2 separate regions of the Homo sapiens genome follow, and region 1 is linked to region 2. Evidence: chromatin loops called from intact Hi-C (ENCODE). Cell type or tissue: heart left ventricle. All regions are shown on one strand.

Region 1 (2,500 bases), 200 kb before region 2:
ACAGACACACATACATATAAATGCTCACATTCTCTCACAGTTATAACAACATGGAATCTAATTTAGAACCACAAGAGCTAGGAAATTAAGAGTTAATACTTAAACCCCATCCTGAATCCATCTTGTCATGCCTGAGTATCACTTCTCCTATAGCAAGCAAGATCGCCCGCTGTTCTGAGGCCACTAGACAGAGAATAAAATCAGCTATAACATTACTGTGTCACAAGGAGGGAATTAGGGATGAGTCTGGAGAACTGGCTTGGGTGCTCTTTGTACGCAAGAGCGTGAAGCCGGATGGGAGAGAAAGAAAGGAAGACAAAAATAAAGCGTAAAAATGCAGGCACATTAGCCGCAGGCAAGCTCCCGCTTGCCTTCTATCCTATTATTACCATCTCACTACTGCCTTAGGGGGCATCTGTAAGGCAGGGGCAAGCTGCTGCTCTCATTACAGTGGGCTACTAGCAGTCTAAACTCCAAAACAAACTTGAAAGATATATGAACCACAATGATCACAGCCGACAATATGCTGTGGCCTTATACTTGCTCCTGCAATTGTGTGTGTGGGCAGGAAAAGGGGGTCTTCTCTTTTACTCAACTCAAATGTCCCTTGCTTTGCTTATTTTAGAAACGGTTTGAATGACTGTTCCTTCAACAGCATTATGGGTCACGTACCCACTAAAACGAAACAATCACACTTTATGTCTCTATCCTGAATCACTGTTTTAATTTTTAACCTAACCTAGCAGGAAATCATGGGTTTAGCCCTGTTTGATCATATAAAATCTCTATTACCAAAGAGAAAAAACTCATGGTACTAGCCCAAAGGCAATAACAGATTTTAGGAGATAATTGTCCAGATACCTCGTTGGCTCTGGAGCAGGTAAAAAAAATCACACATAAAATAGCAAAAAGCAAATTTATTAACTTGCCTGAGCTTTTTGCCTCCCTTATCTACTACTTCACCAGAAAAAGGTCTGCTCGCTATTTACAAATTCACTTTTCTTTAAAGCTTCTTCATATGACTAGGTCCTGCCGATAAGTAATACTCTCAATTTGTCATTTGTCTGTAAACTTTTAATGTTAATACTTTTTCATTTTTGCAATTTGGCAAATTTTATCATGCAGTGAGAAATTATTATCTAGATGCTATCTGCTAGGATATACAATGAACTTTCTCCTTATCCTACTGAAAGTACACCTCTCAAAAAGAATACAAAATAAGAGCCCTTCTTGGATTTATTTGAAAAATGAATACATATATTCATTATTGGGACTTTTCAAATTTATGAAAAAATATATATTTGAACCTAAAGCCATGTACAGAAGGTTAGCTATTATCTTAATCCTAAATTCTGCTATTATATTTGTATCACAGATGTACTGTGCTGATAGAGAAGTCTGAGCTATTGGATTTGCCAGCTTGGATTAATAACTACCCATTTCAAATCATTAATGATGCTGGTTCCAGTTCAGTGATTGAACTGGGTAAAAAAACATTTCATCTTATTCTTTCCTTATGAAAGAGCTGCTGGCTTTGCAATCCATTTCTTTCTGAAGAAAAGTCCTTTTGAAAGGGAGAATACTAAAAACGGTGTAAGAACCACTGGAGAAGAATAGAAATTCATTTTAAAGCAGTGTACCATGTACAAATGCTGTCTTACAAATAGGATTATTTAATTTAAACCTTAGATCTGTCAAGCTCTATTACTTCAAATGGAGCCTATCGCTTCTTGAGTTCATTATATATCGAGATTATATTACAATTTATGTTAGGTTAAGTCATTGCTGAGATACAAGGCGGTTGAAAAAAATTACACAGCAGTGTCAGTAAATAGAGCAAAGTCACTGCAGTGTTCAGAAAGGCAAAAAGTCATCTTGCTAAATGAGGATCCAAGCTGTCCTGTACGAAGACTGTTACTAATAAATAAAAGGCCTCTGGGAAAAGTGCTGAGCGTACGCTGGATCTATTTTCAGCTTGCATCAGCAGCTGCTGCCCCTGGGATCACATCTTTACGCATACTCTACACCATATGTAATCACTCCAGTGCTGCAACCAGTAAGATAATGAAAGAGCATGGCATAAATCTATACTTGAGTGGAATGCTAAATGAGAAAAATAATACAAAAAGGGGGGAAATAAACCGCATTTTCAAGTCATTAGGAAGAAAGACTTTGACATATGAAGTGCTGCAACCATTAATAGCACTTATCATATAGAGTGGAGACAAAGAGACAAATTAATCAAACTGACAGAACTGGGACATTTTATGCTAATACAGGCTCCTGGGTTTTAGTCTGTATTCCTCTGCGTCTGGAAAACTGATACCATTACAGGGCAGGAAATTGCATGAATAACATGCAACAGATCATAAAAATTCACACACCAACTGCAGAAACACTGCCAAAAGCTCTGTAAAAACAAGGATGGAGACCTCAACAGAGAAACTACCAGCAAGTAATGAATGCAAATAAGTCCAGGAATATCTCCCATTCATGCATT
Region 2 (2,500 bases):
TAGCAGGGAACCAGGATGAAGTCAGCCAGAAACACGCTTTCTATAACTGCTCTTCACAGAAGAGAAAATCAACAAGCTAGTGTTTAAATAATGTGCAGGGTGTGATACCAACCGAACCTCCGCCCTCCTTCCTGGGGAAATGCAAAGTTTGCTGTGGCCTTTTCACAAACCTCGGAGAGAATGAAATGTCAGCTCTAACACTGAATTTCCCAGCTTCATTCCACTTCCCTCACCACCTCACTATTACCTAAGATGACATTCTGTATATTAGTATACTACATCTTAAACATCATCCCTCACTCAGACATCAGATTACAAACAAACAGCTGAATCCTACAGCTGTTCCCACTAGAAACAAAAAGATTCTTAACATATTTGAAGGGAAAAAATCTGTTTGTTCCCAGATGTCTCCTGAGCCCATTTCTGGGGCGTGTCTACTAGTAATAGTGCGTAAACGCTAACTGTACTCCTCGCTCCTATTTACACACACTATTAGTTTTCAGTAACCACTCCTTCCCAACTCCCAAAAAAGACAGCTAAGAAAACAATGTTCACTTGGAGGAAGAGAAACTAAATTTCTTTTTGCTGTTCCTCTCAATCAAACCCTTGCAGGAACCAAAGTATTCACTGTGGTTTAAACACTTGTCACTCAAAAAAAAAGTACCCAGAAATGCCATGAGACTTCCTATAATTTCACTTTTATTTAAGGAGCTGTGCTGCATCAATACTTGCTTTGGGCACAAAATGCAGAGGAGCTTGATGGCATTTTGAGAATGGCACAGATGCAAAGTATTTAAAAAATACATACCACCCAGTGTGTTCCTGGGAGACATGGCTGGACTCAACATGTTACTATCAGCAGTGTTAGCCTGGTTCCGCAGGGGACCACATATGCACATGTAGGTACTGAGCCTGTGCTCTGGGATACATGCTGTGCTAAATGGTTTACATTTTTTATGACTCGTTAAAATATACTTAGGAGGAAGGTATGTTCTCCCCTTTTTACAGATGAGGAAACTGAGCACTACATGAACTGCCCCGAATCACATTGCCAGTAAGTTTGCAAAAGTGGCATTTGAACAGTCAGTCAGACTCCGAATATGTGAAGGAGTTCTTTAAGGGAACCAAGGAAACAATGTGCATTACAACCCTTGGGAGACACTCTAGTGTGTATTTCTATAAATTAAAAAAAAAATGGGAAGAAATTGATCACTAATGAAATGTATCCATCTGTCATAATGAAGATTTTAATGACGAAACAAGTAACCTAAAACTAAAATTAAGACATTACAAATATCAAAGAAACAAAGATACAACCCCTAAAAGGGGCTGGGGTGCTAATATTTAGAAAAATAAATGTGTTTCAACTACTGCCCCCTCCTGGTGGCATAACCAAAGGTACCTTTCTTTTTCTTAACTTGATGGATTTGGAAGGTTTTCTTCTAACTGATCTACCAAAACAAAAAATGTAGGTAAAGAAAGACTGTATGGAGCTTATTGAGGATAAGGCTTAGTTCTGGACTGGAGTGAAGGTCTTTCTAACTGAGTAACTATAAGAAACTATGAAGCATCTTGTGCCTCCATCTTCTCATCAGAAAAATGGGAATAATATCCACTCTATCTACCTCAAAGGTTATTGTGGGCATCAAAGAAATAATGCATGTGAATGTTATTTTCAATGAATCTAAAATCTAAGGTATTATGATTAATTAAAGCCATTTATAGTATCATCTATTAAATTTAAAATTACATTTACTCTTTAATCCTGCAATCCCACTCCTGGGAACCAATGCCATAGAACTAATAGCACTGTATCTAAGAACAAATACAAAGATGTTTATGATTTCAGTGTGGACAATGGCCAAAAAAACTGAGACCAAAGTAAATATCCATGAGTAGGGCAATTGTAGAATAAAAAATTCTAATAGTTACCCCACTGGAATATTATGCACCCATTAAAAAGAATGTTCTAGAGCTTTATCAATTGAATGAAGAGATTTCAACACAGTTTTCTGAGAAGAGCAAAACATAAAAAAAGAATGTTTAACAGGGAATTCTAAAAGTCTTAGTGCATTTTAAACTTTAATAATTTCAGAAGTATAAATGCTATACACTTTCAAGAAACAATATATGAAAAATAAAAATTTAACTTTTTAAAATATTGATGTTACTTATTAAAATCAATATAAAAACTATTATGCACAAAAAAACTAAGAGTAAAATTTATTATTCAAAATTCCAAAGTTAAATAAGTATAAAAGAAATATAAATAGCTAAATGTTTAAATGTTTCTAAGTTTATAGCAATTATACCTCTAAAATTATGAACTTAAAATTGCACTAATACTTAAAAATGTTATTTCAATAGCTTTAGGCATACTAGTGTTTTTGGTTACATGAATAAACTGTATAGTGGTAAATCCTGGGATTTTAGTGTACCTGTCACCCAAGTAGTGTACACTGTACCCAACAGGTAGCTTTTCATGCCTCAACCACCTCTC

What was found. A loop is a pair of places that touch in the nucleus more often than their neighbours do. Peaks named below come from ENCODE experiments on the same cell type or tissue, not always from the same donor. Only the 100,000 strongest peaks of a DNase experiment are listed, where the experiment ranks them.
Region 1: it touches region 2 in a loop (2.9-fold over the local background); 22 of 110 quality-filtered maps call a loop at or near these places.

Annotation. Positions count from the first base shown.
Region 1 is chr6:89,975,961-89,978,460 of GRCh38, forward strand. All of the region lies in intron 6 of BACH2 (BACH transcriptional regulator 2), which reads right to left. Among named protein-coding and RNA genes, the nearest start is that of GJA10, 83 kb to the left of the region's middle. In heart left ventricle, no CTCF peak of the experiment used is centred here; no DNase peak of the experiment used is centred here.
Region 2 is chr6:90,178,032-90,180,531 of GRCh38, forward strand. All of the region lies in intron 4 of BACH2 (BACH transcriptional regulator 2), which reads right to left. Among named protein-coding and RNA genes, the nearest start is that of BACH2, 120 kb to the right of the region's middle. In heart left ventricle, a CTCF peak has its summit at 1,377 (motif pointing left); no DNase peak of the experiment used is centred here; H3K27ac peaks cover 429 bases.